Regions from separate parts of the Homo sapiens genome. Here region 1 is linked to region 2. Evidence: chromatin contacts called from ENCODE Hi-C or POLR2A ChIA-PET data. All regions are on one chromosome and are shown on one strand. The core of a region is the stretch at or near the end of the contact, and the rest is flanking DNA. Distances in the headings are between cores, read along the strand shown. Region 1 overlaps SYNE2 (spectrin repeat containing nuclear envelope protein 2). Region 2 overlaps SYNE2 (spectrin repeat containing nuclear envelope protein 2).

The links. Hi-C counts contacts between places; a loop is a spot of excess contacts on that map. ChIA-PET counts read pairs that join two places held with the same protein, here RNA polymerase II (POLR2A). Pooled maps may share reads with other maps.
Region 1: a loop to region 2 is called in a map of heart right ventricle, with 2.4 times the contacts of the local background. The contact joins two enhancer-like sites. A Hi-C loop is called at or near these places in 7 of 168 maps with a recorded cell type or tissue (B cell, GM12878, Right ventricle myocardium inferior and 3 more), 13 of 37 single-sample maps with no recorded cell type and 14 of 50 pooled maps. POLR2A ChIA-PET finds 5 or more read pairs at or near these places in 8 of 52 experiments (AG04449, B cell, GM12878 and 5 more).

What each region holds. Positions count from the first base shown.
Region 1 is chr14:64,217,856-64,223,966 of GRCh38, forward strand. SYNE2 (spectrin repeat containing nuclear envelope protein 2) reads left to right here. Exons shown (of 116, transcript NM_182914.3): 109 at 543-657; 110 at 1,353-1,555; 111 at 2,582-2,782; 112 at 3,721-3,849; 113 at 5,334-5,525. Among named protein-coding and RNA genes, the nearest start is that of ESR2, 73 kb to the right of the region's middle. Within about 2 kb of position 2,761, at least 11 of the 41 ENCODE cell types and tissues checked have a DNase peak (open chromatin) inside an H3K27ac peak, as active enhancers do.
Region 2 is chr14:64,182,957-64,188,372 of GRCh38, forward strand. SYNE2 (spectrin repeat containing nuclear envelope protein 2) reads left to right here. Exons shown (of 116, transcript NM_182914.3): 97 at 3,468-3,623. Among named protein-coding and RNA genes, the nearest start is that of MIR548H1, 91 kb to the left of the region's middle. RefSeq lists enhancers at 1-218, 3,205-3,996. Within about 2 kb of position 3,340, at least 2 of the 41 ENCODE cell types and tissues checked have a DNase peak (open chromatin) inside an H3K27ac peak, as active enhancers do.

The DNA.
Region 1 (6,111 bases), core at 1,511-4,010, 34 kb after region 2:
CAGCCCAATCGGCTGTGTGATAACAGAAGAGTCAGTATGTGCGGTGAAAGATAAACACTTGGTAACGAATGCCCCTGGGAGGCAGATTCATCCTCTGTGCATTTCTGATTCTGTGATAATGATGCCAACCACCTCTACAGAGTGACAGGGATAACTAAAATTCTGTAAAACACTATGAAAATTCAAAGTGCTAACGCAGTAACCGTCTGGTAAGCTCAACAAATTGTTCTGATTTGTTTCGTGTGGATCATTTGAGGGGTGTTTGGAAGCATGCCAATTGAAACAGACCCTTTTCTTCCCATCACTGACATCTCATCTGCTTCCCTCTCCCTGGGCCTTAGCTGAGGCTTTATTTCTGCCATCAGCTTTGCCAGCTTATAAATGCTACCTAGACACTAAAGCACCACTGTATTCCTAGCAAGATACCCTTCAAAGGAAAGGGGCCCATCTCATTTCTTCACTGTTAATATGAAATGAATCCAGTTGTTCTTCAGATATCCTTCATATCTACAGATGGTAACTTAAAAACTGGCTCATTCTAGGGAAAGCTACTATTACCTCCAGGCACGGATGGTGGCAAAGAAGGCCCGCGAGTCCTGAATGGCAACCCACAGCAGGAAGACGGGGGACTGGCCGGTATCACAGAGCAGCAGTCAGGTACTGCCTGTAACTGGCAGTCGTCCAGAGAGGCAGAGTATGGTATTTAAGTCCTTGCTCAAGAGAACATTCATTAGATATTAACCAACTATACGATTCGCCAGAACTGGGGGACTTACCCTACAACAACCAATGTTATTTTTAAATCAGCGATTGGCATTCACGAACAAATTCCTAGGCTGTTCAGTGTAATTTGAAAACTATTCTTTAAATGTTGGTAAAATAAGCCTCCTGAGGAAGTGCAGGTTTTCACTTTCTATATTTGTGTGTAAAGATCAGACTTGAGGATGATGATCAGTGTTATCTCAAGTGTCTCTTCATTCGACCAGCCCAGTAATTATAAAAGTAATTACTCAACTAAATCTAAAGCTGACAGCATCGACCTGGTCATTTGTGGACCAAAGGAGAAAACTGAAAAAATTCAGCAGGAACTGAACTGTTGAGCTTGAAACTGTAGCACATAGACCTTCCACTTCATTCCAGCCTCTGTGGGAGTGTACGCCTCAGATCATGTGCTATTCCACATTCCAGGAGAAGAGAGAACTCCCAAAACCAGACCCTTCTGTCAGGGGAATCCCCTACAGTTTTTTTGTTTTTTTTTTTTTTTTTTTTAACCACCCTGACCCCTAATTAGCTGGAGGCAGAGAAATCTGTTGCATTATTGCTTTTTTTAATTGGCGATTTTTTAATTCCAGGTGCCTTCGACAGATGGGAGATGATTCAAGCACAGGAGCTTCACAATAAGCTCAAAATAAAACAAAATTTGCAACAGCTGAACTCTGATATCAGCGCCATCACTACTTGGCTGAAAAAAACTGAAGCAGAGCTGGAAATGTTAAAGATGGCAAAGCCTCCCTCTGATATCCAGGAAATAGAACTGAGAGTGAAGAGACTGCAGGTGAGTTAGAGGTGTGGTGGGGAAGAGGGATTCAGAATGTGCATGTGAACGCATTGCTATGCTGGACGAGCAGATCCCATGTATTCGTGGCATAGGCGCAGCTTGCAGATGGTGTATGTAGAGGTCACTCTCTTCCATTTCAGTTCCATAGTTGGCAAGGACATAGATGCAGATTTTTGTTTTCACATGGAAGAGTATCTGCAAATGATCCTGATCCCAGAGTACTGGGGAGGTGTGGCTCAGATCTCCAGAGATGGAAAAATCTGACATCCGAGGCATTTCTAGACTTTTCTGGAGGTGCTAGTGGACACTGTCAGGCAGTGTAAAACCACTCTTCCAAACTGTATGCTGCACAGTTACACGAAAGACTAGTGGTGGAATCTTCCTTGAAAGGGCTTGGGAAAGGACCGGCTCACCTACTGATGAATCCCGTGGCCTGACCTCATTACCCTTTTATGCAATTAGGATGTGTCACTTACATAAGTCCTGACCCCACTGGAACTAGCCCAGGGAGCTGCAAAGGGACAGTTTGAGCCCTGCGCTTTAAGGGTGCCATGAGCAGTAGCCTGAGACCCAGGGCAGGGGTTTTGGAGGATCCAGGTACCTTTCATATTTGTACTTTTATTTTACTATCTGTGTTAATATATTAGGGGTTACCATTCCTCCTAAGGAATAACATTTCTGGCATTTCTAGGAGCAAATGCAGAATAACCACATATACTTTATCTGGAAGACCTTTAGTCGGTCCAGAAACATTAAGCCAGTTGCAGAGCGGGGCCTGTAGAGGTCAGCAGGGTCTCCTCCCTCCAGCAGGCCTCTACTTTGGGGCCCTGTTGGCCAAGTTCACAGACCTTAAGGCAGCTCCCTCACCTGATGCTTTCCAGCCAGTCCCAGGCGAGGTCACTCTCATTTCTGTGGCCGCAGCTTGGAAAAGTGTGTGGAAAATTTGTTCCCTACTGAGGTTCAAAATGAGCCCCTCCTCCCTACTTTCAGAGCTCCTAACCTCATCTTTTCTCTCTCTGGTAGGAGATACTGAAAGCCTTTGACACTTACAAGGCATTAGTGGTCTCTGTCAACGTGAGCAGCAAGGAATTTCTGCAAACCGAGAGCCCCGAATCCACAGAGCTCCAAAGTAGACTCCGCCAGCTGAGCCTGCTCTGGGAAGCAGCACAGGGCGCAGTGGACAGCTGGAGAGGGGGCTTACGACAGTCGCTCATGCAGTGCCAGGTACGCTGACTCAGCAGCCCGCCTCCCAGAGCCGGTACCCAGGCCCACGTGGTAGGAGCAGCAGATATTTTTATCATCATCAGGCTGCTTCCGTGCAGCCAAATGTGGCTGGTGTCAGGAAACATGTGCTTTACCATTTGTTTCCACAGAGGCTCACCGGCCATCTCAGAGACCTACTCCCTGTCCCAGGTCTCGTCTCTGTTGCCCAGGCCCAGAGCCACTCCTGGAGTCAGGGTTCCTGCAGGCGACCTGTAGGTTAGAGATGCCACCCCACAACTCCTCTTTTTGTCCTTTTGCCAGAGTGATTAAGAGACCTGGCCTTGAAGCAGAGGAGCAGTTACTGCTTAATAGCCATGTGACTTTGAGCAAAGCATTGAACCTCCTAGACCTCAGTGTTCTCATCTGAAAATGGGAATCATTCCCATTTTCTTTTTAGAAAGAACCTTAAAAAGGTTCTTTTTAGGAGTAAATGAGGCAGTATGTATAATCCTAGCCCAGTACCTGACACAGTAAATGCACAGCGGGTGTGAGCTCTGCACCACTGCCTAGCTCTGGCTGTGTCTCAGGGAACGTGAGCCCACCCCAGCCTGTCCTGTTGGGTTGTTTCCCTCTGCCACTGGAACCCAGCAGAGAACCCAGCAGATTGGCTGAGGAATGCGTGTGGCCTTCATATATAAAATCAGCTGGGCATCCCAAAGCCCTACCTTCATAGTGGCACTTTTATTCGCGGCCTCCTGGCACTGTGCTGAGTGTCTTCCTTCTTTCCTCTTCCTCATTTTGGGGCCCTGGCATTTAGTTTAAAGCTGGTCCTCGTATTCAGTGGGTAAGGCCAGAAAAGCAAATGACTGTGATGGATTGGAAGCAGTAAGCCATGTTCCTGGCACACCCTCTTCCAGGGCTCTAAGACACGGCCGCGCTCTGATGTGTTGTTTTTTAAGGACTTCCACCAGTTGAGTCAAAATCTGCTGCTGTGGTTAGCGAGTGCCAAGAACCGGAGGCAGAAGGCTCATGTCACCGATCCAAAGGCAGACCCCCGGGCTCTCCTAGAGTGTCGGAGGGAACTAATGGTAAGTTTCCTCCCAAGGGCTCTGTACTGCCACCAGCCTCTGTCAGCCCCAGAGAGGCAGCACACTCAGGTAGCCTCGCCTAGTATTTCAGGAACTGTGCCAGTGGTGTTTGCCTGTAAATGCACGAGTTCAGCCCTAGTGTTCCTCCAGTTGGTGTTTACCGAGCTGCCCTTTGTAGTTCTGAAGCCAAATGACTTGCAGGAATGGAGAGCCACAGTCCACAGAACTGAGGACATAGGTGCTCTCGATATCCTGAGGAACTTAAGGCCATTTGAGTGGAAGTATTTTTCTCTCGTGAATCCTGCTCATTGGGGAGAAATATGGTGCTCATTTGCTTCACACCTGTGATGAGCTGAATGGGTTTTCTGTATCCACTATGGAAAAATCTTTCTTCTTGGAGGAGAGTCGTGTCCTGGTGTATTTGTCACTAACACACCAAGATGAGATTTCTGTATTCTCACTGGTGCTCAAGGTGACATTTTCATCCATAAATCTGTATGTGGTTTAAATATTTTAAATTTTAATCAGAGTGCTAGCCATTGTTTAAAAATACAGCTTCCTAAAATGTTTGCAAAGCAAAGCAGTGGCGTCCAGTAGAACTTTCTGAAGTGATAGAGATGACCTGTGTCTGCACTGTCTAATAACCTCATGTGGCTTAAAGCACCTGAAATGTGGCTATTATGACTGAAACTGAATTTTTAATTTTAGTTAATTTAAATAGCCACATGTAGGCCGGGCACGGTGGCTCCCAGCACTTTGGGAGCCTGAGACGGGCGGATCGCCTGAGGTCAGGAGTTCAAGACCAGTCTGGCCAACATGGTGAAACCCTGTCTCTACTAAAAATACAAAATAAAATAAAAATACAAGAAAAATTAGCTGGGCATGGTGGCAGGCGCCTGTAATCCCAGCTACCTGGGAGGCTGAGGCACGAGAATCGCTTGAACCCAGGAGGCGGAGGTTGCAGTGAGCCCAGATCGTGCCACTGTACTCCACCCTGGGCGACAGAGTGAGACTCCACCTCAAAAAAATAAATAAATGAATAGCCACATGTGTCTAGTGGCCATATTGCAAGCAAGATAACCACCCTTAACAATTAAAGCCCGTTTGCCTGGTATGAACCTCTATGGTTACGCTGCTGTTTCTCGGTTGATTGACTTTAGAGTTTCCCTTTACTTCCTTCCGTGGTGGATGAGGGACCTGGTCTTCCCACACCACTTGCCTCACTTCTTTCTTCTAATTTCTCCAGCATCACAATTGTCTTCAGAGTGAAAAGAAATTAAAAATAGGGGCAGGGCATAATACACTTGCTATCTAAATAGTGCTGGGCTGGAGGACACAGGCAGATATGAGAAATAGAGGATTCTCGAGTTGAGTACTACCCATCATTCATTCTGGAATTTTTCTGGTACTGAGAAAAACCTCCTGTGTCCACACTCGCTTCCCTTTGGACAGGTCACTGTTTCACACACTTTATCTGTTTTCAGCAACTGGAAAAGGAGCTGGTAGAACGTCAACCTCAAGTGGACATGTTACAGGAGATTTCAAACAGCCTTCTCATTAAGGGACATGGAGAAGACTGTATTGAAGCTGAAGAAAAGGTGCATGTTATTGAGAAGAAACTCAAACAGTTACGGGAGCAAGTGTCCCAAGATTTAATGGCCTTGCAGGGAACCCAGGTGAGTCTACTTGTAGCTTTTAACTGTAAAGATTGCCGTATTACATGCAGACAGGACAGCAGTGTTGTAGCAATGCTCTAAGACAGAGGCCAGAAGCAAGGGCCAGGTGGTCCGAGTGGGGCCTCATGTCGTGCCCTTTTTCTAGCTGTGTGGACTTAAAGAGCTGCATGAGCTCTTTGAATCTGTTTTGTCATTTTTAAAAGGGAGTGGCGGGATGACAATTTTTAAACTTTTTTTAAAGGAAGTGGCTAATTTTTGTATTTTTTGTAGAGAAGGGTTCTTGCCATGCTGCCCAGGCTGGTCTTGAACTCCTGACCTCAAGCAATGCAAAGTTCTGGCATTACAGGCATGAGCCACCATAGCTGGCCTACTTTAAAATGGGATCCAACTCAAAACAAAGGGAATACCCAGACTGTGGCCTCACCAGACTTAGGGCAGGTCTGTTTTCTCCTAAGCAGCCAAAACTAGACTCTCTTGATGGCCACATGATCTCATCACCGACCTGTGATGAGCTCACCATCTACTCAAACTGCTGCTGCTAAACTCAGTCTCCCCAGCTCTGTGCTATGGGTTGGTTTTTAATATG
Region 2 (5,416 bases), core at 2,090-4,589:
GCGGCCGGGCAGAGGCGCCCCCCACCTCCCTCCCGGACGGGGCGACTGGCCAGGCGGGGGCTGCCCCCGCCTCCCTCCCGGACGGGGCGGCTGCTGGGCGGAGACGCTCCTCACTTCCCGGACGGGGCGGCTGCCGGGCGGAGGGGCTCCTCACTTCTCGGACGGGGCGGCTGCCGGGCGGAGGGGCTCCTCACTTCTCGGACGGGGCGACTGCCGGGCAGAGACGCTCCTCACTTCCCGGACGTGGCAGCTGCCGGGCGGAGGGGCTCCTCACTTCTCAGACGGGGCGGCCGGGCAGAGACTCCCCTCACCTCCCAGACAGGGTGGCGGCCGGGCAGAGGCGCTCCTCCCATCCCAGACGGGGCGGCAGGGCAGAGGCGCTCCCCACATCTCAGACGATGGGCGGCCGGGCAGAGATGCTCCTCACTTCCTAGACGGGATGGCAGCCAGGAAGAGGCGCTCCTCACTTCCCAGACTGGGCAGCCAGGCAGAGGGGCTCCTCACATCCCAGACGATGGGCGGCCAGGCAGAGACGCTCCTCACTTCCCAGACAGGGTGGCGGCCGGGCAGAGGCTGCAGTCTCGGCACTTTGGGAGGCCAAGGCAGGCGGCTGGGAGGTGGAGGTTGTAGCGAGCCGAGATCACGCCACTGCACTCCAGCCTGGGCAACATTGAGCACTGAGTGAACGAGACTCCGTCTGCAATCCCGGCACCTCGGGAGGCCGAGGCTGGCAGATCACTCGTGGTTAGGAGCTGGAGACCAGCCTGGCCAACACAGCGAAACTCCGTCTCCACCAAAAAAATACGAAAACCAGACAGACGTGGTGGCGTGCGCCTGCAATCCCAGGCACTCGGCAGGCTGAGGCAGGAGAATCAGGCAGGGAGGTTGCAGTGAGGCCAGATGGCAGCAGTACAGTCCAGCTTTGGCTCAGCATCAGAGGGAGACCGTGGAAAGAAGGGAGAGGGGGCTCGGCATCAGAGGGAGACGTGGAAAGAAGGGAGAGGGAGGGGGTGGGGAGGGGGAGGGGAGGGGGAGAGGGAGAGGGAGCAATTTAATTTAAAGACAGGCATGATTGTTGACATTTTTATACAAACTGATCGTCAGCTCTAGTAAACTTCCACAAGAGACCTCATTCTATATATTGTTTGACTCCCTGCTTTTTTCATTTAGTCTTTATGAACATTTTAAAGCTCTCGAGACATACAGCCAAATTGCTTTCCTTTCAGCCGTACATTTTGGTATCTGAAAACTTGCTGTGCAGCAGCACCATGGCAGGTTCTGGGCACTGAATCCGTGAGCAGTGTTGTCATGGTCCCTGCCATGTGTGGAGCTAATGGTCCAGTCTGCCAGAGAGCCACACTGTATGCATAGGGGTGTGTGTGTGTGTGTGTGTGTGTGTGTGTGTGTATGTGTATGAACATGGTGAGTGTTAGAGGGGAAAAGGGCAGGGCAGTGAGAGTAAAACAGGAGTCTCAACCTTATCCAGTGACTGTACACTTTCCGATTGTCAATATTGTAAGTATTCAAACCAAACTGATTGAAACCTGGCCGGGCATAACTCGGTGGCCGAGCCAGCACCTCTGAGCAGGGCACTGGACAGGCTGAGCTTCCTGCCACCTGACTGGGAAACTCTGTTTGAAGCTCAGAGGTTTCCAGATCTCCAATTTCAAGTCAGTAAGTGGTACACCTCAGCTGGCAGGTGGCCCCCTTTATGTTATGTAGCTTTCCAAAGTGTTCCACTGTGGAATCTGCTGTCATCTACTGGAACCAATCGTGAGACCAAAAGTAGGTAATAAAAATGTTAAATACCTAATGATTTATCTTCTGAGAAAGGTGTTAATTCCTCAATCTTCATGCAACCTTTAAAAAGAATTCTCTGGGCCATTTTATTAAACATAAATTCTTGTTGGTAAGTTATGAAATCATGCCAGTGTAGCTTTTAGAACTCTGAAAATCAATCAGAATTAACATATTGTTAGGGCCTTTCACACTTATCCCTGATTTTAGGCATAGTATCAGCAGGGCATGGTGGCTCGCCCTTGTCATCCCCACACTTCAGGGGGCTGAGGCAAGGGGATCACTTGAGCTGGGGAGTTTGAGACCAGCCTGGGCAAAATGGTGAGACTTCCATCTCTACAAAAAGATATAAAAATTAGCCAGTTGTGGTGGTGCGTGCCTATAGTCTCAGCTACTCTGGAGGCTGAAGCATGAGGATCACTTGAGCCCAAGAGGTCAGTCGAGGCTGCAGTAAGCCATGATCATGCCACTGTAGTCTAGCATGGGAAACAGGGTGAGACCCTGTCTCTTAAAAAAAAAATAAAAATTAAAAAGGCATAGTATCTTATTTCAGATTTCATTTGACAGATAGGAGTGAAGACCCTTAAAATGTGCCAAGTCATGAAGAATTGTAAGCACAATAAAAATCTGGTAGACTCTTGAGTGTTCTGGTTGTTTCCTTTTACCTTCCCTGCTGTGAAAGTAAATCTCTTGAGTAAATCCTAGATTTCAGAAGGTTTCAATTTGACAGATGCTTCTTTTTTTTTTCTTTTTCTTTTTCTTTTTCTTTTTTTTTTTTTTTTTTTGAGGTGGAGTCTCACTCTGTCAGCCAGGCTAGAATGCAGTGGTGCGATCTTGTCTCACTGCAACCTCCGCCTCCTGGGTTCAAGCAATTCTCCTGCCTCAGCCTCCCAAGTAGCTAGGATTACAGGCGCGCGCCACCGCACCCAGCTAATTTTTGTATTTTTAGTAGAGATGGGGTTTCATCATGTTGGCCAGGCTGGTCTTGAACTCCTGACCTCAGGTGATCCGTCCACCTTGGGCTTCCAAAGTGCTGGGATTACAGGTGTGAGCCACTGAGCCCAGCCAATGCTGCATTTTAAAAGATAGATGTTTCCATGGCCAGAAAAATATCTGCTAACTAATCTTTGCCAATTAGAAAAGTTTATTTTTTCTTCCGTTATACTTACTCATTATTTTCAAAAGTTAACCAAAAATAATTCCCTGTGAACAGAAGTTGTTGCTGTTACGTGATTGCCACAATAGCAGCAATGCATTTCTTAGGGTTTTTTTAAATGGAAAATCACACTTTATCTGAAATGTAGTTTCAGGATTAAAAATTGTATGTGTGCATGTGTGTGTGTGTGTAAAGATTATTAGACTCCAAATACACTTTCCTCTAAATGAAGACCTATGTGACTTTAAAATAGAATAAATTCTATCAAAATCAGAGCTACCTGAGGAAATGAAAATAAAGGTAGAACAGAGTTTTCCTTTGATAAGAAGGTGGTGGAGAACTGGCCAACCACAACTGCAGGCGCTCGTCTTGGGCTGTTTCCCATTCAGAAGGTCCCTCCCTCTCTCCTGGCCTCCCCTCCCCCAGAGTCTAATCAAAGGATTAGCCTACAGGTTTGGAAACAACAGCCGCTTGAGTTGAAGGCTTTTTACCCCCTTCTTGTGATTAAATGCAGGAACTAGAACAGTCTTTGGCTAGCTGGACTCAGAACTTGAAAGAACTTCAAACTATGAAGGCGGACTTAACCCGGCACGTTCTCGTGGAAGATGTGATGGTTTTGAAGGAGCAAATAGAGCATTTGCACAGACAATGGGAGGACCTCTGCTTAAGGGTAAGTCAGCTCACTGCAGGGCACGGCTGTTTGGGAGTGGATTGAAATGTCTCTGAAGGCCAGACAAAGTAGAAAGGAGCTTAATTTCATTGAACCGGAGGCCCTTTTCAGTGGGACCCCTGGCCCGGCCGCTGCTCCTTTAGAAGGCAGCAACAGGTTTAACAGATTTGACCCTTTTGTTTCTCCAGCACTAAATGCTAGAACTTTGCACGCTTTTAATGAGCTTTTTTAAAAAGTCACTTTAAGTGGAGACAGAAATTGCAATTCTGATCAGATGTGTAGACTGCTCTCTGGCTTGTGTAGGTGGCAAGTCCTAATCAGTGTATCAGAAGCTGGACCCAGTGAAGAGGTCCTTTACTGGGGAGTCTCTTCTGGGCCTAACAGCAGGAGTCTTACTTCATGCCCACCAGGCATGGGAGCATTTCATATGAGTACTCTGCATTCACAGGAACCTGATGTTTATTTCAAGTAGCTGGTTTCTAAAATCCTGTAAGAGAAATGATCAACTGCTATGTTGTCTCAATGGATCACTTCAACTTATTAAGAATGGGATTGTATTAATAGAGTATTACACGGTATAGGCTTGTGACAGGATCAGTATTGAATTAAGGGGTTCAAATAGTCTTAAAGATCTTTGTTTTAAGAACAGAGAATTCCAACGAAAATAAATTCCTTAATCTCATTTTTGTGAATTAAGAGATGTATTTAAAAAGTTGAAATTCAGACACGTTCTCCTTGATTTTAGTATTTAATATTCACAATGTACCCTAATTTTAAATGTTCTTTTAGAACTTTTCAATTTTTATACAAAAGAAAATGTTTAGAATATATGAAAAGTGTTCTGAAAGTTAAGGTAGACAGGAAGACTGGGGCCCAGATGTTCCTAATTGTTACTATTATGAAATCAATCAGAATGACAATGTGCAAAATGCCAGGATTTTTAAAAGATAAACAGATGCCCCGAGGAATGGAAACACAACACTTGTTTTTCTAGGATAGTTTTTCAAGCCTTTTTAACACGTTTGGCTGGCTAGGATATATAAGCATTCAGTATTTTCTCCTCCGAAAAGAGCAGAGGTTTCTTTATACACAGCAGGAAAATCTCAGAGAATTCACCCTTGGTTTCCTGGTCCATATAGTGGGGTGTCAAAACTTTACCAAAAGAACTCTTAGCCACCCCTTTTAACGCTAAGATTCTGAAGATTCTTAAAACCTGGGAATACTTTTGTACATCTAGTTAGGCTGATTTGCATTATTTAAATTTATATTTAGTGAAATTTAAACCTTTAAGGAGGAGGACCCTTAGCTGATGTCAGTTTAGGGGTTACTTATGCATAATGGGGTATTGGGTATTTTGGGGTCAGCCTGCTTGCTGCAGACCAGCTGTTGATGATACTTTTATGGTTTCCATCCAAAATCCAGTGCATAACGGGCAAGTGGGTTAAATGAGTGATGTACATTGTTTTTGGTTTTGCTTTGTTTTGAAGCATAACACTAAGGACATTTAAACGGCTGTAGTTTTCCTGGTCCATTTGCATTATAAATGTTTGATTGACATTCTATCTGGATTAATAGTTTTTAAGTTAAATAGGACATTGTCCTTATGTTGGTATAAGGATTTGATTCGTTGTTATAAGGGCAAGGATTTGGGTTATATCTTCATCTAGCCTTTCCTGTTTCTAATTTTTACTATAACCAGATAGTAACACACGAGTATTGGATAAAAACAATCCTTCCAATCAGCTACATTTCAGGTACAGTATTTATTTTGTTATTTTTTATGACATTTATCA